2 separate regions of the Homo sapiens genome follow, and region 1 is linked to region 2. Evidence: chromatin contacts called from ENCODE Hi-C data. All regions are on one chromosome and are shown on one strand. The core of a region is the stretch at or near the end of the contact, and the rest is flanking DNA. Distances in the headings are between cores, read along the strand shown.

The links. Hi-C counts contacts between places; a loop is a spot of excess contacts on that map. Pooled maps may share reads with other maps.
Region 1: a pooled map shows a loop between it and region 2 (2.0-fold over the local background). The contact joins two enhancer-like sites. A Hi-C loop is called at or near these places in 3 of 37 single-sample maps with no recorded cell type and 3 of 50 pooled maps.

What each region holds. Positions count from the first base shown.
Region 1 is chr6:105,876,969-105,883,022 of GRCh38, forward strand. All of the region lies in intron 2 of LOC105377923 (a long non-coding RNA gene), which reads right to left. Among named protein-coding and RNA genes, the nearest start is that of PRDM1, 210 kb to the right of the region's middle. Within about 2 kb of position 3,348, at least 6 of the 41 ENCODE cell types and tissues checked have a DNase peak (open chromatin) inside an H3K27ac peak, as active enhancers do.
Region 2 is chr6:106,178,179-106,183,890 of GRCh38, forward strand. No RefSeq gene overlaps it. Among named protein-coding and RNA genes, the nearest start is that of PRDM1, 95 kb to the left of the region's middle. RefSeq lists a silencer at 4,407-4,456. Within about 2 kb of position 3,958, at least 3 of the 41 ENCODE cell types and tissues checked have a DNase peak (open chromatin) inside an H3K27ac peak, as active enhancers do.

The DNA of each region.
Region 1 (6,054 bases), core at 2,098-4,597, 300 kb before region 2:
TCCTGATCCTATATCACAAATAAATGTTAGAACTAATAAATAAACTCCCAAAGAAATAGGTTCTCTATTTGAACCAATAAAACAACTTGTATAAGATGAAAACTTCTGGTCTACTCCATTCAGGCTGCTGTAACAAAATACCATAGACTGGGTGGCTTAGAAACCATAGAAATGTATTTCTTACAGTTCTGGAGACTGGGGGGTAAAAGATCAAGACGCCAGCAGATTCAGTGTCTGGTGAGAGCCCACTTTCTGCCTCATAGATGTTGCCTTTTCATTGTATCCTCACGTGGTAGAAGGGGTGAGTCTCTCTCTTGGGTTTCTTTCATAAGGGCACTAATCCCATTCATGAGGCCTGCACTCCTATGTCCTAATCACCTCCCAAAGGCCCTAACTCCTAATACCATCACCTTGGGATTAAGAGTTCAACATAAGAATTTATGGGGAGACACACATATTCAGACTATAGCACCATCTTAGTGCAAACAACTCCACGTTACAACGGTAGCTCTTTGTGGATGGTCTGCTAAATAGTTACAGGCAACCGAGTCTTTACACAGGCATTGCAGTGTCAATACCTAGGCAAGTTTAATACATAAAAAAAAGCAGACAATGAATCCTTGAAAACTATCCTATTGTGACATGAACCATCAACTCTAATTTCTATATCACATTAATTTGAATTTTTATATGTCATTTCTTCAAAGTGGGTGCCAATGCTACAAATTGGAGGAAATTATGCTTTATGAGTTCCTCTGCAAAACACAGTCTCTCTGGCACAGGGAGGTGATCTAGGAATCCAGATTCAGTGACTCTCCTGCTTTAGTGGCCCTTTATGGAAAAGCTCCAAGATACTTGGGGATACTCGAATGGCTCAAAAGACAAGAGGTGGGCAAGGTGGTCCTGAGAAAAGGCAAACCCATTTAGTTCCTCATGCCCACCCATGACAGTCCATCCCAGCTTAGGCTTTATATAGATTAAGGTGAACACCAAGGGAAGGCCCAAGGGCAAGGCACAGTGATTAAAGGGTAGTAAGATACAAGGTAAGTGTGAGATACAAAGAAGGGGCTTCCCTATACTTAACACATTTGGGTTAGGGAGATCATTAAGCTCATTGTTGACACTTTGGAAGCCACAGCATTCATTGGTTTATCCACTCAATAAATACCCTGACTACTTAGCTACTGTTTAACAGGTTCTGTGATGAGGGCTTAGGATAGAAACACAGGTTGGACAAAGCCCATGACTTCAGGGTGTTTATAGTCTGGTATAACAGACAGAGAAGGAAACACTGGGGGCAATAGAGCCCATCTGAAATGTGTCTTAGGAATATCACTATGGTTCAGGAGGAAAGAACATATTTGAGGAAGATCAGACTGAAAGCAGGGAGACCAGGTAGAACATTATCGCCCAAGTTCAGGATTAAGGCAACCGGGGCTTGTACTATGGCAGTGACCATGGGAACGGAGAAGAAAAGAGAAGCTGGATCCAAGTCTAGGGGCCAAGTTTATGAGGCTAAATTGTGACAGGATTTAAGGAAAGAGGAAGAACCACATCTAGAATGACACCTAGGCTATTGGGTGCTGGAAAAGGAATACAGGACAGTGGGAAGGGGGGCGGTAGGGAGCAGTTTTGGGGAAAGGTATGCCGGATGATTTGAGATTGGAATGTTTTGAGTTCAAGCTTCCTGTTGTACGCTTAAGTTAAAGTGCAGAAGAGAAGTCAATGCTGAATAAATATATCTAGGAGTCGTCAGGTTACTAAAATAAAGAGAACAAATGAGATCTCCCAGGGAGAACACAGGGAATGGAAAGGAAGGCAAAGAGGCTCTGAGCAAGGGGTGGTGACGGGCGGCACCATCACAGCACAGAGGCACACTAGACATGTTTTTCAATTAGAAAAGAGTCTGGTGGAAAAACCACAATGAGATATCATCTCACCCCAGTTAAGATGGCTATTATCAAAAAGTCAGAAAATAGCAAATGCTGGAGAGGATTCGGAGAAAGGGGAATGCGCATACACTGTTGATGGGAAGGTAAATGAGTACAGCCACTGTGGAAAACGGTATGGAGGGTCTTCAAAACTCTAAAACAGAACTACCACATGATCCAGCAATCTGACTGCTTCACAGAGATCCAGAAGAAAGTAAATCACTATATCAAAGAGATACTGCACTTCCATGTTTATTTCAGCACTATTCACAATAGCCAGGATATGAAATCAACCTAAGTGTCCATCAAAGGATGACTGGTAAAGAAAATATGATACACACACACACACACACACACACACACACACAGTGGAATATTATTCTTCCAAAAAAGTAAGAAAATCCTGTCATGTGTAGCAATATGGATGGAATCAGGAGGACATGATGTATAAGCCAGTCACAGAAAGACAAATATTGCATGTTCTCACTCGTATGTGGGGCTTAAAAGATTTGATTTTATGGGCGTGGTGAATACAGTAGTGGTTACTAGAAGCTGGGAAGGGTAGTGGGATGAAGAGGGGTTGGCAACAGGTACAAAAGTACAATTGGATAGAAGAAATAAGGTCTAGTGTTCAGTAGCACAAGAGGAAAACTATAGTTAACAATAATCTATTGTATATTTCAAAATAGCTTGAAGATTTGGAATGTTCCCAACACAAAGAGATGATCAATTTTGAGGTGATGGCTGTTCCAGTTACCCCAACTTGGTCATTACACATTGGATGCTTTTATCAAAATATCACATGTACCCCATAAATATGTACAACTATTATATATCAATGAAAGAAGCTTAAAGTGTTTTTTTAAGAGTCTAGTGGAAAAGCAGAAGATGAGTGAAAATAATAAAGGAATACTAAAGATGGAGAGATTGCCCTGTAATAAGCATGGTACATTTCTGCTAAAATTTACTGTATTTGATTATAAATACCAAATTCTCACTAAGTTCAATAAACCTTTTCTAGTTAAAAAAAAATTATTTGTTCCTTTTTCTTAAACTTTGTGTGGGGATTGTTGCATTAAAAGTGACTTCATTTCCAATTCCAAAATAGTTTTTACTTTTTGTAAAAACTGAAAGTGATGATGCTTCTGAGCAGAAATGGGTGAGTATGTTGAAGACTGCCTTCTTTTGTGAAATCAAGTTCATATCAAACACTTTTTGGCTAGAATTACTAATGCATTACGAAGACTCCTATTTCTTTAAATAGAAAATAAAAGTCCACTTTCCCATAACTTAGATCAGGAAGGCTGCTTCTTGTTGGCCGGGGGTTTTTTATAGTTGCAGCTTAAATTCAGGATGATTTTTATGAGGCAAGGAAGACGTAGATCCTTCTGCAAAAAGAGGAACTTTCACAATTAGTGAAAACCAAGAGTGCTGACACGAGGGACTGGGGAAGATGCTATAACCACAGCGCGTGATGAAGGGAAGACAGCCCTCAGCCACCTTCCCAGCCTGTGCCGGAGCACACGCGCCCCCGCACTTACTGACACTCTTCACGTGTCGGATCTGACTCCTGAAGCAGGTATCACGAGAAAGAGCAAAATGCCCATCTTTGCCTTTAATATTGAAACCAGCTGTGTTGATTCCTCTCTGACCACCTCTCCCTCTGCCTCCCCCAAGTAGTTCACACAGATAAAATGTCTTCAGGACAAACAAGCAACCTTTCAACTTCATGGCTTATTAGCAAAAAGCCTTTTGAAGGCTTCTTTTCAAAAGCTGCAAGTACCCAGTAGAGGCCATGGTGATATAAAAAAGGTTGTTCTTCTCTTAGAAGGAGAAACTTCAAAGCAATCCCTGACATCCCAGAATTCGCTGCTTTTCCAGTAAATATCTGTTTGGGCCAGAGAATTTCAAGCTTTTGGATAAATTCAAAGATGAAGAGCCTGTATTTGGCGCAGCATTTCTATTTGTGTTCTGCACCAGAAAACCTCATCAACTGCATGTATATAACATCACAAGCTGATCACTCAGAGTCAGAGGGGCAAACGTTCACTTTGGCTTTGCTGAGCCTTTCCTTGAAGAGCCAAATCCAGCAAGGACATAGGCAGGCTCCTGAGGCAGGTGTGATGGAGGTGAACACAAGGCGGCAGGGGTAGGAGAGGAGTCTGTGCTCAAAAGGAGGGTTCATTGCAAATTCACTGGTGGGCAACCTTGTGGAAAGGAAGGTTTAAAGTATTTGACTCACAACTTTTAAGGATGCAAGAAATACTGTGAAGTATTTGCCGTATTAATTATGAGTCATTTATATGTATTTGTTAGAGGACTTATATTAAGAAACCGGAGGGTTTTCATTTTGCGGGGGTGTTTTTGGTAATTTGTCCCCCCTGCCAACCCTCACTCATCAGATGTCCTTTCTGTGTCCAGCCTGGGCTCCAATTTCACCATCTTTCACAGACTTGCCACAATTTTCCCTCCTAAGCTTCAGCAGCAGCTCAGGTGGACTATTACTGGTTTTCTGCTGGCACAAGTTACCTTCCATTCTATAGAGATCAATCTCAAGCAAAGCCCTTGAACAACATCTTTTCGATAGGGAGAATTGTTCACTTGTCCATCACTGACTGCTGCCCTGGGTGAGATCTCTAGCTCTCTGTCTATAATCACAACAAGCACATCATGCACACTCTTCCTTGTCGTATGCAAAGTAAAATCTCAAGATCACTAATGCAAAAGAATTCAAGGGCCAACCAAAACCAAGAGAGTAAAAAGATACTGTCTTGAGGAACAAAATGGAGGCAAAATATTGACAGAGTGGTGACATTTATTGGAAGAATTGAGATTTAATTGAAATGAGCACAGAATGAGAAGTTAGAAGCCCATCCTAACCCTGCTTTTGCCACTAACTCACTGGGCAGTTCACTTCCCCTTTGCTCGAGTCTCTCCATTGTATAATTTGAATTATCCACCCACCTATCTGAGATACGCAAAGTTACCTGTTTTGTTTATTCAAATACATATTCGTACTGAATTTTATATTTGGTTAGTGTGAAAAGCAGTATTTTTCAAATATGTATTCCTTAGGAAGAAATTAAGTCTCCAATCTTCTTAGTGTCTAAGGAATAGGGTCACCTCGCAATTACAGGGTCAGTAGTGGTCCTTTGCCCACCCCTGGGACCCTTAAGCCTGGACAAATAATTTTTTTATTTTTTGCAGCTAAGAAAGTCTGGCTTGTAGTTACAGATTAAATCTCATAGGCATCAGTACTTGATGATGTGACCGTGGGTTTAGAGTTCAGTTGCTGAAACTCAACTTCAGTCAGTTGAGCCAATGGGAATCATGCTGTAGACAATGAGCTCATGCTATCCAAATCCATCTGAGAACAATTGATCAAGCAGAACACAAAGGAGCAAATGAGCTGGCCTGGTTTGGGAACAGAGACTACTCATCCATGGAGGTTTCTCTTTCCCATCCAGTTGACCCATCTTGGATCAATTCCTTAGTGAGCTCAACTTCAGATCAGAGGAAGCTAGTTGTTTTTAAGGGAAGCTCCTGCTGGAAACACTCTTGGAGAGTGCTCTTCTCTTCCAAGGGAAATTTCTATACCAAGAACTGAGGCTGACTGCCCTGAAATAGAACACACTCTTGTCTAAATACAGCTGGCAACACTTCTTATTCCCTGGCTTGCCTCCTCCTAGTCCCTGTACACAACATACCTTCCTATTACCACAACTCAACATTTACTCCAGTTGAAATGCAGCCAGGTCGTTCATAGCTTTCTTAACATGGTACATTCCAGGCTTTTGCTTACAAGATCCTGGGGCTGTTAGCAGGGTCTTAACAAACCATCTCTTAAGGTAATCACAAACCATCTCTTAAGGTGATCACAAACCATCTCTTAAGGTAATCTCCATTTTCTGTTGATCCTTTTCAGTTTCCCTTTCACAGGAGAAGTTTCCTCACCTGGTCCCCAAATTTTGAGGGCATGCCTTCTAAGCCTGCAACTTCCACAAGGGACTGACTACACACACATACCCCAGGGGTGCCTCTGAGGACAGAGTCAAAATGCATTTCATATGCATTACACACAACTGGTCATTTGTAAATGATTTACACCGTATCATAAGAGAAA
Region 2 (5,712 bases), core at 2,708-5,207:
CCATTTCATAAGATTTTTTATCACCACTGACTTCTTCCTTCCAGGTCTCCCATATTGTTCAGTTGATTCTTCCTCTATTTTCTCTTCCATGTCCCTTTCCACTCTTGACATTATTGCTTTTGGTCATCAGACTTTATTATAATCAACAGGGCCAGGCAAGAGCTGTTCAATCTGTTGTCTGAGGGGCACAGAGATCCTGAACAGGTTCCCAAAAGGCTGGCATAACAGGCAAGAGGGTGCTGGCAGGTCAGCTTCTGGGCCAGCCACCCCGCTTCAACCAGAGAAGCTCCTCTTTGACCTACTGGATATTTGAGCAAGGTTTTACTGAAGAACACTTTCCTGCTGAAAAAAGGCTGGAAAACCACTGGCTCAGCAAGTAACAGTAGCTTTGTCATTGTTCTCCCAGGTTTAGAACAGACTTAACTCTAAACCTCCCTGCACACTGCCACCAGAGTCAGCATCTTAAAAGGTAGCTGTGAGCACATGATCTAACTACTAAAAATATTCAGTGGCTCTTATTGCACCTCAAATAAAATCTCATCTCCCTGGCCTGATACTCAAGGCTTTTCATAATCTTGTCAGAATATACCTTTCCTGTTTTATCTTGCCCTGTCTCCTACAAGTGACTTAGGTGCAGCCCAATTGTACAACCATCCCTCTGAGTTTTTGTTCCTGTGGTTCCACCTAGCTTGTCATCACACACTTTTCTTCCCGCTTTCTCCAATTTTACCCTTTCCTCAAGTTCTAACTCAAAAGCCACTTCTTCAATGAAGCTTTTCCTAACCTACTCGAATGTTATCAAAACGTATTCATTCAATAAATACTTAATAACCCCCTGTGATATGCCAGAAGTGTGGGGATAAAGAGAAGTTGTCCTTGCCCTCAAACTTATTGTCTGTTGTGAGATCAAAAATAAGGCAAGGCAATTCAGGAAGTGGGTAAGAGTGTGGTCTCTGGACCCATTCTGCTGGGCTTCAATCCAACTCTATCATGATGCTGAGAAAGTTCCTTGTCCTGTATCTCAGTTTCCCTGTGGGGACAATACTAGTGATGATCTCATATAGCTCTGCAATTAAATGAGTTAATATTCGAAAAGCACCTAGAACAGTGTGTGGGACACTGTAAACATTCCATAACTGTTAACTATAAAGCCACAAACAAATACATAATTTCAGAGTGAGATATACTATGAAGAGGAGATATAATGTGATGAAGAAATATAAAGTGATAAGAGTGAGGTGGGTCTGGAAGTGGGCTTGGGGTATAATTTTAGATCAGGTGGTCAGGAAAGGCCTATAAGAAAGGGTGACATATAAGCAGATACACAGATGGAGGAGGCAAGTCAGGCAAACAAAATTCCAGGTAGAGATGACATCAGGTGCAGAGTCCCTGGAGGGAGAATGTTCTTGACATATTCAAGGCATAAGATGGGCAAGTGTAGATACACTGAAGTAGCCAAGGCAGCGTGACAGATGTCAGATGCAGAGACCGGATGAAGCAGAACTTGGTAAGGAGCTTAGATACATTTTGGGTGGAATGGAAAGATGCTGAAATGTTTTGATCAAGGAACAGCCACGATGTCATTTGTTTGAAGAAACACATTATACTTAGAAGACTGAAGGGGAGCAGAAAAGAAGCAGGGAGGCCAGATAAGAGGCTACTGTAGTAGTCCAGGTGAGAGATGATGGTTGGTTGCTTAGACTTACATGGTAGCAGTGAAGGTGGTCAGTAGATAGGTTCAGAGTATATTTTAAGGCAGGTTCATCAGGACTCACTGATGGCTATGGTATAGGTGAGAAAAGAAGGGAAATTAAATTAGGACTCCTACATTTTGGGACCGAATGACTAGGTCGCATCTATTCAGATGGAATAGAAAGGGAGAGGTATAGGTTTGGGGGAGAAGCAAGAGTTCTACTTTGACCCCCTACCCCCACTCAAAAAAGGTGAACTATTACTATCTGAGATGGATGACAAGTAGGTGGTTGGGTATTAAGTTTGGAGCTCAGGAGAGAGGTAAATACTGGAGTTAACACAGGGATGGTGTTAAAAGCCATGGGATGTGCTCATATACTGAGTGTAGCTGCAGAAACGGAACCAAAGGCTGAGCCCTGAGATATTTCAACATTAGGAGTCAAAGTAGAGAAGAATCGAAGGAAACTGAGAAAGGTGCTGAGTTAGGAGGAAAACCAGAAGGGTGTGGTGCCCAGTGAAGAAAGTGTTTCAAGAGTGAAACAAGGTGTGATCAAATGTCAAATGCTGCTGAGAGGCCAAGCAAGGTATCAAAGGTAACTCAAAGTAAACAGGTCTCTCGGCTCTATTTCCTCATAGTGCTTTATTTGCGCCTTTCTCATTGCAATTTCCAAGTATTATGTTGTACAGTTATTTTTGTCTTCTCTAGTAAGAAGAGAAGGTCCCTTAAGATCAACAGACCATGTCTTGTTCTTCCTAGAACTTCCACTACTCTATTTGCTCAACAAATGTTTGAATAAACAGATGAATCGTGGAATTCTATAAAATCTAGGACAATATGCCTATCATAGAATTAGCAGTTAGAGCTGGTTTTATTGAGATGTTCTAAATGTTCTGCCCAGAATTAAAGATGTCCACCGTATATCTGAGTTGGATTACTGACAATCGCAACCCATCAGGCATTTCTATTTTTTTGCTCCAATATCGCATGCACTATCCAGTCCACAAATTACTTAGTTTTGGCCGGGTGCCGTGGCTCATGCCTGTAATCCCAGCACTTTGGGAGGCTGAGGCAGGCAGATTACAAGGTCAGGAGTTCGAGACCAGCCTGGCCAACATGGTGAAAACTTGCCTCTACTAAAAATAAAATAAAATAATTAGCTGGATGTAGGGGGTGCCTGTAATCCCAGCTACTAGGGAGGCTGAGGCAGGAGAATCGCTTGAACCAGGGAGGTAGAGATTGCAGTGAGTCAAGATTGCGCAACTGCACTCCAGCCTGGGCGACAGTGTGACACTCAGTCTCAAAAAAAAAATAAATAAGAAACAAAAATTACTTAGTTTTTACTTAATTGCTCCCTCACTTTTTAAAGTTGGCTCCAAGACCTGGTGATACCTTCAGATGTCATCAATAACTTGCTCTGTCATACTTCACTGAATATCAGCATCGATACAGTACAAGAAACATCAGGGTAAGTTGACATTTCATATTACATTATAATGAATTTCAAAACAATGACAAAAGGAGCCATGGAAATACAGGTAGTGAGCATGACCAAACTCTTCAGGAAGACATGGTTGAGATGGCATATGCAGAAAAAAGACTGGTAGTCAGGAGATAACAAATTTCTCTTGGCTTTTACAAAATCGTTGGGGTCAGACAGTTTCTAGGTCAATGAGTGACTGTCTTTGTAAAAGAAAGCTAAAAACTAACAGTTTTGAGTAACAAGAGTATCAAAACCCACCTTACAGATGTGAGCTTTCTACAGCGTACCTTACTTGGAAAATATGCACTAGGCAACACAAAAAGACAAAGTCATCAAGTCCCAAACAAGTACAGCTAGAGATCAGAAATACCTGCTGTATGTGCCAGTACCACAGAAAACCACCCATTTGTGAGGCCAGTCCCTCTCTGCTTGACCTCAGCCGCATTCTATCTGGGGATCTTGGTGACTGATAACAGAATACCATATTTCAGCTCCATGGCTCTCTTGGCTAGTTTTATGGCAACTCCCTGAGAGCAAATATTCCCCTTGAATTCCTACTTACTCATACCTATGAATTGAGGTTTTCTCCAATCCATTGACAATTTGCCTGAGTTTTTATATTTGGATGGATGTTTCATAAACAGAACTTATGGTTAATTCCCAGCCCTTTCACTAAATCTCACCCTGGATGTGATCTGTCAGATTATGGCACTACGGAGCAGCCAGACTATGCATCCAATATTGGCATTATGAAAACCTAAACTACTCCATCCCCTGAGGACAGCACATGACTTGGCATGTATTACTCAGTACACAGTATATACTTGGCAGATGAATTTCAAGAATGACACTGACAAAATGGGAGATATTTGGAGGAAGGAATGAACAGACTAGAGCTATTTTGTTTGGAGATGAGTCAGACGCTTGAGAGCTTCTTTCAAATAGCTAAAGAGTTGTCAGAAAGGGAAAAGTAAGATTTATGCTATAAACTCTAGGTCATTATGAGCTAATGATTTAATGTAGTATTTCCCATGCTAGAGTTCAATAGGAAGCTGTGATACTAGGAAAGAAAAAAAAATTCTATGGTCAAGGAAGTTTGGGAAATGTTGAATTAAATAGCTCTTATTTTCAGAAGTAAAGTTCTAAGCAAAAGCAAGACACAAATCACTCATTTATGAAAAGGTCAGAATTAACAAATACCTCCAGATGCTTGGTGAGAATAGCTCCAGCTTTAGGGGCTGCTTAAATTAGAGTGATGTTGAAACACAAGATATGTGCTGCGGTCTACACTGCAACTAAAATGAATGTGGACTGACGCAAGGATCTGGTCCACAGTGGTTCCTACCGAAAGTAGTCGATTTGAGTAAGCAAGTCTTCATCACTAATGCCAGGCCGAACCAAGTGCACTTTGTATACTGATTTCTAAATGACAAGGTTCTATTTTTATAGCTGGTATTCTTACCAGAAAAATATAACACTCATTATAAAGTTATTAAGTAATCCTTTTTTCCACACTTGCTAAACACCAACTGTGTGCTATATACTCCACTGAGAACTGGGGGAAAAAATGGAAAACGCCTGGTTGTACTTTATTTATCCTTGAGATGTGGAGGTGAGAAAGCTACAGAGGGAAAGCCAAACTAATCACTTTCATAGGAGTCAACTTATACGTCAAAGCGTACTGACATCCCTCAATCTTCAAATTTGTCTTTATCTCACTATATATCATTCTAATACAGTAACATAGTTAATAAAAATGATTTTGCACTTAAAAACCTAAGTACTTAAAGAGCTACCTAAAGGACCTAAAAATTGAGTCTTTCACTCCATGGTTACTATATTGTTCCTACTAGATTTTACAGTAGTACTATATCTGCTCGTAAGCATGAAGAATCAAATTTATAATTCATGATTGATAATGTGAAAGATGCTTTTGTCAAATAAAGCTACATAGTAAATAAATTTTTATAATGTCCAAGTTTTCGCTTAATCTCAAATGATCTGAAAAGAGGCATGCCTCTCTTCTTTCCTCTCTACCATCACTGTAATTTTTAATATTTTCAGACCAGGAGATAAATATATTTAGGAAACAAGAGGATGACAGAACTCAGGCAAGTAGGTATTTTGATGGACTCCATCCATTGATCGACAATGAATAGGTTCAAATATTCCTAAATATGGTCACACTTGATTTTCCTATCATACCCCAAGGTTTTACATTTGTATTTCAACCATGCTGGCACATGTAACAGGAAACCCAACTTACCTCAGACCTAAATATCAATAGTATGATAAATAAAAGTGAGACTGTCATTCTCTGGCATGACCCACATAAACCAAATTTCTAAAAACTGAAGAAAAGGTTACCTCAAATAGCCTATTAAAAAATACTGTAGAAAGATAACCATTAAAAACTACTGTCACACAATGTCAAAGCTTATATATTGTTTTCTCAGATAATGATCAACTCCTAGCTTGTTTCCAGTGTTAAATGTAACAAGACTAGTACACTAAACGAATTCACCTCACACTCAGATTG